Linked DNA regions of Homo sapiens: region 1 is linked to region 2. Evidence: chromatin contacts called from ENCODE Hi-C data. All regions are on one chromosome and are shown on one strand. The core of a region is the stretch at or near the end of the contact, and the rest is flanking DNA. Distances in the headings are between cores, read along the strand shown. Region 1 overlaps POPDC2 (popeye domain cAMP effector 2). Region 2 overlaps ARHGAP31 (Rho GTPase activating protein 31).

Region 1 (5,961 bases), core at 548-3,047, 280 kb after region 2:
AAACATGTTGCAGTTCTCCTAAGAGAAACAGAAACAGAAGATGGTGACTGGGTCCCTGACAGCTTCCTGCTTTCCCTGATGGCTTTCTGATCTAGTCCCATATTAAAATCTAGTGGCATTTCTGACTTTGAATTCCATAAGACACCCCTGTGTCCTTATAAATTCTCCTTTGCTTTGTCATCATAATTATCAACATTGTCAACATTATCAACAAAAAAGATAAAACTTCCTGAACATTTACTATGTGCCAAGTAAAGTTCCAATTAGCTTACACAAATTATCTTATTTAATCCTCCCAGTGAATCCATGTATTACTTCATTTTACATATGAGGAAACAGGGACAAAGAAATTAAGTAACTTGTCCACTACAGTCAGCAATAGATAAAATCAGGATTCACACCAAGGCCATCTGACTTCAGAATCTGAGCTCTAACCACCATGTTATACAGTTTAGCCTGCTCACGTTGGTTCTTAGCACTTGCAACTAAGACGTATTAGCTAAATAGGGCTCCTCAGTCTGGCCCTACTCTGCCTAACAAAAATTATCTGCCATTTTCCCCAGTGTGCTGAAGCCAGCATTCCCCTAAAACATACTATGGTCAATGTCACCTCCATGCCTTTTTGCTCCTTCTCCTTCCCACCCACCCCCACTTTTATATTCTACCAATGATTCAGGGTCCACTTCCAGTTCTATCTTCCCCAGGGAAACTGGTCACCCGTATGTTCTATCAGTCAGTAACTATGCTGCCTTGCAATGGTGGTTAATAGCTTACTGCATGTATGTCAGGCCTCTATGATGAGATTGTAAGGTCTTTAAAAGCAGGGGCTATATTTTCTCTTTCGCTGTGTCCCCAAAACACTATAATTCATTGTAAGCATGCAATAAAAGCTCCTTGAATTGAACTAAAGGCAGTAATCTTAGTGGCATAGACAAAGGCAGGGAGAGAAGGTCAGGCACAGAGAGGCTTAACTTTAAAGGAGAGCTTAATGTCTTTTCATAAGTGTCAGGAATGGCCTTCACATACTCATCTTGTTTTAAAATTTTATGTGTCAATATTACATTTTAAAAGTTTTAAATCTCTATAGGAAAAAGGATATTATATTGAAACATAAATCTTCCATAATTGCTGAATTCTCACCCAGCCCTTGATCTCCTTGTTGAGTGGTCCCAAGTCTGACATTCTGAAAGTGACATACGCTGCTCCCCACAGCCTCAAACACATCTCTGATCTCACTCTTGGGCACACCCCAAGCCCTGGGATGACCATCACAACTCCCCTCTGCCCCACCATCTCAGAGGAGGTAGGTTTCTTCCCCTTAAGAAGAGTATGGGGGTGATGAGAGTATCCCAGTGCCTGAGTCTTCCTAGGCCCCAGGAAGGCCTTGGAATCCTCTCTGATCCTTAGCATTCACCCTCATCTATGAAAGCAACTGTTTGCATTATGTGTCCACTTAGTGTCCTGACAACAGTCTAAACTCAATCCATCCAAAAGCAAATCAACATCTTCCCCAAAGTTGTTCCTCCTCTTTTTACGGTAATAGCTGCCACCATGATCCAATCATCCAGGCTTGAAGCCTGAGTCATCTTTGACTCAGAACATCACAGTGCTAAAAAAAAAAAAAAAAGTATTTTAAGCCATTTGCCTCCTTCCCCCAGTATATGATTTATACTCAGACTCTGTCTCTCAATATCTTAAAATGCATCTGAGGTCTGTCCCTTCCTGTGTATTCCCCCGATAAGGCTCTGGATTTTGGCAACAACTCCTGAACTACTACTCTCTTTTCCTGCTGGTTTGAATAGGGAGAGAAGCAAAAGTAAACTGGAAAGTGGAACTAGAAGTCTCTAAAACCACAAGTGTTAACCTTACCCTTGCCAGAATGGGGCACATGAATTGTCCTACTAGCAGGTAACAGCTGAGTTTAACCAACATTTAAGAATTACCAACTACATCCTGGCTAACATGGTGAAATCCTGTCTCTACTAAAAATACAAAAAATTAGTCGGGCGTAGTGGCGGGCGCCTTGTAGTCCCAGCTACTCGAGACGCTGACGCGGGAGAATGGTGTGAACCCGGGAGGCAGAGTGAGCCAAGACCGTGCCACTGCACTCCAGCCTGGGCGACAGAGCGAGACTCCGTCTCAAAAAAAAAAAAAAAAAAAAAAGAATTACCAACTAAATGTCACACATGTGGCCTTGTGTGGGGTGCTGGGGCCACAGCAATAAGTAAGACTTCCCCAGCCCTCAAGTGCCTAGCGAGGGATGAGAGCTGAGGGGGGCGATCCCAGAGGGCTCTGCGAGTCCTGAAGGGGATTGTTCAATGCTGAGGGCGAGGTGAAGGCCAGGAGAGTGTGCGTAGGGAGAGGACATGTGTACTAGGTTTGAGGGCTGAATAGGATTTCAGGCCTGAGGGCTGAGGGGTGGAGGGCAATTCCAGGCTATTAAGCAAAGGCTTAGTTTACAGGCTGGACTAATCCGATTTGTGTGCTGTGTCCTGGGCTCCCCTGTGGCAGTGATGCAATCATGTGACAGTTGGTGGTCATGTGCTGGGTAAGGACACTTTCAGGAAGGATGATATCACAGAAGTGATATAATCACCAGATAACTTTCTGAGTAGGAGGCACATGTCAGGGCATGAATTCAATGGTGACAGACGTGAAACTGCTGACAGCATTGTTTTCACTTCTACCTCAAGATTTGTGTGGATGTCTACAGGAAACCAGGGGGTCAAAAATAGAAAGAGAAGAGGTGCTGAACATTGGAGATGGACTCAATTTCCCCCTCCAGGCAATTCTTCTCCCCAGGATCTCTCACGGGTTTTTGCTTTATACATATATGTAATGCTATTTTTCAAACATATAAAGAGACTGTTGTGGCTAATTTTTAAAACCTATAAATTTATCTAAAAATCCTATTGAAATCCAAATGTCTTTTGCCTTACATACACCATTAGATAATAAAAGCACAACTTCCACTACGTAAGGTCTGATTCTTTGGTGGGGAAAAGGGATTAAAAGAGGTCCTCATCTTGAGAAACCACTGCTATACACCACAGGTGTGTAATGACAGCCCTGCCTTGGTGATCCTCCAGGTTGGGGAGTGGCACCACATCCAGGTTATGTTGAATCTCAATTTACAATGTATAGTGTACTTTTTTTTTTTTTAAGATGGAGTCTTGCTCTGTTGCCCAGGCTGGAGTGCCCATTATGAGTCATGGAGACTCAGATTTTGAGTAAGAGAGAAATAAAACTTTGTGCTTTTAAGTAATAATAAGTCAATCCTGACTAATATCACATGGTAAGAAGTCTGGATTTTATTCTAAGTGGGATAGGAAGTCATTTCAAATTTTGAGCCAGAGAGTGATAAGATCTTGTATATGTTTAAATGACCTCTTTACTGTGTGTAGGTTATGAGGCAGAAGGACTGGTTGTAAGTCCATTGAAGTTAATTTAGAATGAAGTAGTGGTGGCTTGAAATTAGCGGTGGCAGTAGAGATTGTGAGTCGAATTCAGAATATACAGGCATGCACCATATAATGACATTTTGGTAAACAATGGACCACATATGGTGGTCCCATAAGATTATAATGGAGCTGAAGAAGAAAGTTTGAAGACTACCAGATATCAAAACTTACTGTAAAGCTACAATAATTACAACCAGATGGTACTGCCAAAGGGTAGAAAAATAGAACCATCAGACAACAGAAAATTCAGAAACAGACCTACATCTATAGGAAAATTTGATTTGTCACAAAGGATAAGCTGAACACTAGTAGGGATAGGATAATCATTTCAATAGGGAGTGCTCAGTCAATTGGATAGCCACATGGAAAATAATGAATCTTGGCCCTTAGTCATATATACAAAAACCAAATCCAGGTTGATTGTAGGTCTAACTTTGAAATGTAAAACAATAAGAAATCTAGAAGGTTATTGGGAGAGTACCTTCAGGGGAGGAAAAGATTTCTTAAACACGACACAGAAAGCACAAATCAGAGACAGAAAGATTGATAAACCATTACATTGAAATTAAAAACTATGTTCATCAAAAGATACTATTTAGAGAAAAACAATACCCACAAAAGTAGGAGAATATATACATATATATATAAAATCTCAATAAGTAACAGAAGGACTTTTAACCTGATTATTTGAATAACTCCTTTAAGTCAATAAGAAAAAGCATACAGGCTGGGCACAGTGGCTCATGCCTGTAATCCCAGCACTTTGGGAGGCCAAGGCAGGTGGATCACTTGAGGCCAGGAGTTCGAGACCAGCCTGGCCAACATAGCAAAATCCCATCTCTACTAAAAATACAAAGATTAGCTGGGCATGGTGATGCACACCTGTAATCCCAGCTACTTGGGTGGCTGAGGCATGAGAATCACTTGAACCAGGTAGGCAGAGGTGAGCCAAGATCGCACCACTGCACTCCATCCAGCCTCAGGACAGAGCCAGACTCTGTCTAAAAAAAAAAAAAAAAAAAAAAAAAAAGAAAGAGCAATGGACAAAAAAAAAGAAACAAGAATAGATACTTCACAATAGAAGATATCCATATGGCCAAAAAAAAAAAAAAATTGAAGAAGAAGAAAAGAAAGAAAAGCTACTCAACCCATCAGGAAAATAAAAATGCTGCTAAACATGCCCAAATAACTAAAATTAAAAAAAAAAAGATAATGCCAACTATTGCTGAGGATGAGAAGCATCTGGAACTCTCATACAGTGCTTGTGGAGATGTAAATTGGTACAATCACTTAGAAAAATTGGTCGTATTTACATACCCAATGCCTGAGTAATTCCATTCCTAGGTATATATCCAAGAAAAGTATACATATGTATACCAAAAGACAGGTACAAGAGTGTTTATAGCAGCACTATTTGTAATTGCCCCAAGGTGGAAACTATCCAAATGCCCATCAATTGTAGATTGGATAAATAAATTGTGGTATAGTCATACAAAGAGCACACAACAACAAAAATGAAAAAACTATTGAGAGGGAGAGATGCCCAAGGATTCCCAGCTGTTTCAGCCCTCATCTGTTTGAGTCTTCCCAGACAGGTGAGTAAAGAAGCCTTACAGATGATTCTAGACTGAGCCACTATCTGACTGAAACAACATGAGAAACCCTGAGTGAGAACCGCCTAGCTGAGCCCAGTCAGGTCCCGCACTCATGAGCACCACATATTATTAGGACAATTTTAAGTCACTATTTTAGGGATTGATATTACACAGCAATAGATAACTGAAATATATGTTGAAGTATTTAAAGAAAAAGGAAAATAGAATATATTACATTTATAAATCTACTTTAAGATGTTTAAGAAAATCTAATTAACTAAGTTTGTAAAAGTCCCTCTAAAAACTATTGTTTAATACTAGGTTCATCAACAGAAAAAGAGATTTGTAAGTTGAATGTCACAGCCTAAGGGAAAACGAGGTTTTTAAATTTCCACTTCCATAAATTTGAATCTTAATTGAAAAATAAAAAATAACCACCAGTGAAAAGCTGGATCTTTGACTCCATTGATCCTTTCAGACAATGCAAAGAAACAACATAGGGAAAGGAGTTGAGTGATTTATTGAGTGCTTACTTGGTGCCACGGCATGTGCTAGGTGCTTACCTAAATCAACTCATTGGATCCTCACAACAACCCTGTGAGGTGGGTTTCATAACCCCCACTGTTTACCGATGAGGCTCACAGAGGCTATGTAACTTGCCCAAGATTCTGCAGCTGGTAAAGGACGGAATCTGTGCCTCTGCACTACCAATGCCTGCTCCTGAAGGAAGGTTTGTGAGGGTGAATTTCTCAAAGTCACTTCAGGTCCTTACTGTAGCGACAGTGTTGGCACCTTCTGTGTCCTCTCTCACCTTGCCTGTGAGCCTTCCAGTGGGTGGGAAAAGAGGCATGCCTATCAGTGGCCATTCTGTGAACACAGAAGAGAGCTGCGCTGGCCACAGAGAA
Region 2 (5,798 bases), core at 1,374-3,873:
GAAACAAAAACAAAACAAACAAACAAAAAATTACCCTAATGTTTTGTCCTGAAAGACCTAGCTGTAAACCAGAGCTGGTAGGAGTCAGGACCTGAACACTGGCAGATAGAAACCGAATCTGCCTTCTTAATTTCCAGCCCAGCCTCTCCTCCCAGTGTCATCCAAGAAGCTGACAGATCCTAGAAGGAGGTTAGACCTGGAAGAAACACAAGGATCCAGAAATCATTTGGATCCAGAACTTGTTTCTAGCACAGATGAAAGTCTGAGGCTGGCAGTGGCTGATTTGCTGGAGGACATACAACTGGTTCATGTTGCTGTAACTGTTGGGTACCCCAGCACCTACTGCCTGGAAGATACCTAGGGGAATTCAAAGAAGAGGAAAGTTACTCTCCTAAAAGGTCAAGAATCTCATACGTGTAGATTAGGGCAAGAATCCATGTTTCTTAATTTGTTATCTAAGTCGTTCTCTCTCATCAAGTTGCACTTAGTTGTGAAGTCAGTCTCTACCTTCTGCTGCTTTCTGGTCTTCCTCATTCTTGGTCTGTGACTTGGTTTCCCTAGTGTGGAGGTTATGCTTATAAAATGTACTGGAAAGTGCATGAATTTTGGATTCAAACAGACTTATAACTGCACCCCAGTTTGCCACTAGCTGTTTGAGCTTGGACAAGTTGTCTAACCATACAGAATGTTAGCTTCCCATCTGAAAATAGGAGTAGTAATGCCTACATCTCAGAGTTTTAAGAATTAAATGAAATAATGATGGTTAATTCATCCCCATAAGCACCCATGAGGTATGCAAGAAAAAAAAAGAGAGGTGGCCTGGACACACTCAGAGTAGAAAAAAATTTACATTGTCCTCATTCTTAAGATGATCAGTGTTAGTGAAGCATACAGTTCAAGAAACAAGTTTGCTTCTCTCTCATTAATCTGCTCAGTTCACGACCTTCTCCCCTGGGGCTCACTCTCAGGCACATGCGGCCGTTCTCTGTATCCATTAGCACTTAAGAGCCTCCACCAGTGGTATCCCAAGGAGCAGGTGGCAAGAAAGCTGCTCATCCAGTAAATAAAACTTTGATCAGGTGATTCCACTGATGTGTGCTTTATGCAGTTAAACTGAGGATTTAAATGATTTTAAATGAGTTGTTGTTGCCTAGGAATGTGCTGGGGATTGACTGAGATCTTTCTGTCCTCCATCAGCAGCCCCATGGAGTGAGTGATGTCTCCCCCTACAAATCTCCTAATAACAAAGCTTTCTCCACAGACAGTAGAAAGGATGAACCACATAAGCCTTTATCAATTACACAAAGCACAGCAGCTTCATCAATGGGACAAAACCCTTCTGTACAGTTTCTATGTACAAGATGAATAGGGCCAGCTCTAAGACCAAGGTCACATGGGGATGTCTTGCAGGTTTGTTTTCTATGTTCACAGCATTTGAATCTTTTTCTCTACTCAGCACCACCCTTCCTCAGCCACAACCACTCCCACCCCAAACACACACACCCAGAGGCACCCTGTGGGAGTCCCTCTTAAGCTCTCCCCACTGGCTCATTCGCTACTGATGACTTGTGGACCCAGACACTTTCATCACTCTCAACCAGTCTTTTATGTGTGAGTCAGATAGGCTCTTACCTTTCCTAAAGAAATTTCAGGCAACAGCTAGAGAAGAGTGAGTCCTCTCACTTCCCCTTTCGTTGACGAACCACGAGAGGTTGTCCCTTCTGACCCTAAAGGGACTCCTTATTTTTTTCTTTTTGTGGCAAGTCTTTTCTTCTAGATTACCTCCCCTCCCTCTTCCCACACACACACACACACAAAAGCCTATTTCTTTGAAGGGAAGAACTTCAGGGTTGGCCCTGATGAGGAAGCTGAAGGTCTAGTCCCAAAGCTGCCAGTATTGGACATTATTCTACAGGCAATGGGAAGCTATTGATTGTTTTGGTGTAGGGGAGCTTTATCATCAAGGTAGTGTTTTAGAAAGATTTATCTGGAAGTAGAGATCAAGATAGAATGCAATCTTCCCAGACAGTCAGTAAAAATGCCCCCAAGTTCCCTAATGTTTCTCTTCCACTGGACTGGTCTAGTCAGCATTCCTGGAATTCACCACATTATTTCTTGCCTTTCACCTTGTTTATACTATTCTCTGTTTCCTGCCCCAAAAGAAAGTGTATGACATTTACTAAGTACTTATTATATGCTAGGCACTTAGATGAGCGGTCTGCATGTATTGTAATGTATATTGCGTCACGTCAATTACATCATATGATAGCATCTCACATCATATCAAATCATTCCTCTGCACCAGTGTCAGAGTTCTTATTGCAGCACCTTGACTGGTTGTTTATCCACTTAGCTCACAACACTGTGAGCCCCTGAGCATGAGGGTCCTGTCTCAGCACTCCCCAACGTGGTCCCTCTCAAGACAGCTGGCTCTCTAAAAACGCACACAATTTCCTGTTCTTGTTCAACATCTAAAAGCTCTGCCTGACTTCCCCACCAGCTGTAATCTTTTTAAAAGAACTTTTGTTACAATTTTTGTGCCTGTCTAGGGCCCTTAGCATATTTTGTTTGATATGTTCATACTGGCCAAGTGACGTAATACCTCTGAGCTTCAGTTTCTTCATTTACAAAACAGAGATAAATACCTCCCTCATAAGGTGACTGTGAGGATTGCACTGGGTACAAATAATGGATAAGAAGTGTATAGCTAGGCTGGGCACGGTGGCTCACGCCTGTAAGCCCAGCACTTTGGGAGGCCAAGGCGGGTGGATCACGAGATCAGGAGTTCAAGACCAGCCTGGCCAAGATGGTGAAACCCTGTCTCTACTAAAAATACATGGTGGTATGGGCCTGTAATCCCAGCTGCTCCAGAGGCTGAGGCAGAGAATTGCTTAAACCTGGAAGGACGGAGGTTGCAGTGAGCCAAGATTGCACCACTGCACTCCAGCCTGGGTGACAGAGCAAGACTCCATCTCAAAAAAAAAAAAAAAAAAAAAAGTGTGTAGCTCAGGGACCACTGCATACTAGTTTCACAATAATTACCCATTCCCTTCTTGGCTTCTTGAAGGCAAAGATCTTATTACCTTTTGTTCCTCTAGATGGGCCCTCAGTGCATCTGCTTTGGTAGAAGGAGAATCGCTGTCATTGGGAAAGAGACAGCATTGACAGCAGAGACCTGAGGGCCCCGGCAGGGATAAGTCACAGAGTGGACCAGAGGAGGACCTGGACACCTCTGCAGGAAAGTGCTGGTTTGGCTTGGCATCTGAGAGCCTAAAAATGAGGAGGGCAGGGACCCCCACCCGGGGAACCGGGCTCCAGGCTGCCTTGCTCAGCAGGATAGCAGAGCTAGTCCTCAGCCATCCCAGGCCAGCAGGTTGGGCAAATATTTCTGCTTCACAAGGGGTAATAACCTCAACAGGGTCACTGGAAAGGACTTCAGCAAACATTTAGAACTTGGGTCACTGATTTCAGAAGCCCCTCCATCTTCCTAAATGAAACTTGTTTTGTAAAATCCCATTTCTTTCTTTTAAAAAAAATGCTTTTACTATATCCCCTTCACAGAAAATTTAGAAAAGCAAAATTAAAAATAGAGAAAAGCAAAAATCATTGATTTTCTACCACTTAGCAGTAACTACTATTAACATTTCAGTGTGTGTGTGTGGTTTGTGTGTGTGTGTGTGTGTGTGTGTGTGTGGTTTTTATGTGTGTGTGTGAGGCAGAGTTTCGCCCTTGTTGCCCAGGCTAAAGTGCAGTGGTGCCATCTCAGCTCACTGCAACCTCCGCCTGCCTCCTGGGTTCAAGTGATTCTCCTGCCTCAGCCTCCCGAGTAGCTGGTATTACAGGCACCCGCCACCATGCCGGGCTAATTTTTTTTTTTTTTTTTTTTGTATTTTTTAGCAGAGATGGAGTTTCACCATGTTGGTCAGGCTGGTCTTGAACTCCTGACCTCAGGTGATCCACCTGCCATTGTGTGTCATTTTTTATTATTTAATATACTGGGGAAGAGGTAGTTTTTAAAGAGACATTCTGTACTCTATATTTATATATAATTTTAATTTTTCAAACTTTTTTGCTATTTTTTTTTCAAAAGGAACTTAAAAATAGATATTAACCATGAGCTGTTGAACACTTAAAGATCAGACCTGTAGTGGTAGGATTTCAGGCATTTTGGCAGTCAACGGCAAGGAGCCAATCCACTCTCCTCAAATCACACCTCCAAAGTTGCCACTATAGGACCTGCCTTCCTGTTGGGGAGTGTTTGAACCATGGTAGGTGTAGCTTGGGGCTTTTTCTATTCTTCATCACTTGTGGTATCACAGAAAAAGCATGGGCTTTGGCAGCACACACACCTGGGTTTGGATCCCAACTCTGGCACTTCCTAGCTCCAGGCCATTGGGCAATTTATCTATTCTCTCTGAGAATCAACTTTCCTATTTTCAAAATGGAGATCATTTTGTCTGTTTCATGGGTTGTCTACAGTTATAGAATGGAGAATGCTATAAAACAAACAAACAAATAAAAACCCACCTAAAGCCATGCTTGACACTTAGTAACTATTTTCTTTGAGGAATCCAGATAGCAAAGGAGCCCAGAAAATCCATCTGGAGAAAAATGACCAAGCTCCTGTTCAGGAAAACATTTTGAGTGCTTCTGTTTTCTTTTTTTTTTTTTTAATTTCTTTTTTTTTATTATACTTTAAGTTTTAGGGTACATGTGCACAACGTGCAGGTTTGTTACATAGGTATACATGTGCCATGTTGGTGTGCTGCACTCATTAACTCGTCATTTGCATTAGGTATATCTCTAATGCTATCCCTCCCCTATCCCCCCATCTCACGACAGGCCCCGGTGTGTGATGTTCCCCACCCTGTGTCCAAGTGTTCTCATTGTTCAATTCCGACCTATGAATGAGAACATGTGGTGTTTGGTTTTCTGTCTTTGCGATAGTTTGCTCAGAATGATGGTTTCCAGCTTCATCCATGTCCCTACAAAGGACATGAACTCATCCTTTTTTATGGCTGCATAGTATTCCATGGTGTATATGTGCCACATTTTCTTAATCCAGTCTATCACTGATGGACATTTGGATTGGTTCCAAGTCTTTGCTATTGTGAATAGAGAGTACTTCTGTTTTCAAGGCTATTCTAGATGAATAAGACACGGGACTGTCCTCATTGTCCCCAAGGAGCTCACAACTTAGTAATGGAGATGAATCAGAAACAAGCAACACCTCACACTTGGTGCTAGACACAGAGTAGGCTTGCAGTAAATATCTGCAGGATTAAATTTATTCGACAATTTTCTTCAGAAAAGGTAATATATTCCTATAGTTCAAAATTCAAAAGTACAAAAGAATATACAGTGAGAAGTCTCTCTCTTACTCAAAGGGCTAGCCCCAGCTTCCAGTTTCTTTCCTGTAGACAACTAAAATTATTGCTTTCTTATGTATTCTTCCATAGATATTGAATGCATATATAAATAGATGTGCATATTTAATCTTTCATTCTCTCTTAACAACAACAACAAAAAAAACCATGGCTGGGCACGGTGGCTCACACCTATAATCCCAGCACTTTGGGAGGCCGAGGCAGGTAGATCACCTGAGGTCGGGAGTTCAAGACCAGCCTGGCCAACATAGTGAAACCCAGTCTCCACTAAAAATACAAAAATTAGCCAGGTGTGGTGGCACACACCTGTAATCCCAGCTACTCAGGAGGCTAAGGCAGGAGAATCACTTGAACCCAGGAGGCAGAGGTTGCAGTGAGCTGAGATTGTGCTACTGCACCCCAGCCTGGGTG

Evidence for each region. Hi-C counts contacts between places; a loop is a spot of excess contacts on that map. Pooled maps may share reads with other maps.
Region 1: a pooled map shows a loop between it and region 2 (8-fold over the local background). The contact joins two enhancer-like sites. A Hi-C loop is called at or near these places in 1 of 168 maps with a recorded cell type or tissue (sciatic nerve), 1 of 37 single-sample maps with no recorded cell type and 7 of 50 pooled maps.

What each region holds. Positions count from the first base shown.
Region 1 is chr3:119,636,499-119,642,459 of GRCh38, forward strand. POPDC2 (popeye domain cAMP effector 2) reads right to left here. Exons shown (of 4, transcript NM_001369919.2): 4 at 5,558-5,961. Among named protein-coding and RNA genes, the nearest start is that of POPDC2, 21 kb to the right of the region's middle. RefSeq lists an enhancer at 2,302-2,811. Within about 2 kb of position 1,798, at least 27 of the 41 ENCODE cell types and tissues checked have a DNase peak (open chromatin) inside an H3K27ac peak, as active enhancers do.
Region 2 is chr3:119,350,813-119,356,610 of GRCh38, forward strand. The region is part of intron 1 of ARHGAP31 (Rho GTPase activating protein 31); the gene reads left to right. Among named protein-coding and RNA genes, the nearest start is that of ARHGAP31-AS1, 31 kb to the left of the region's middle. RefSeq lists enhancers at 756-1,453, 1,251-1,300. Within about 2 kb of position 2,624, at least 8 of the 41 ENCODE cell types and tissues checked have a DNase peak (open chromatin) inside an H3K27ac peak, as active enhancers do.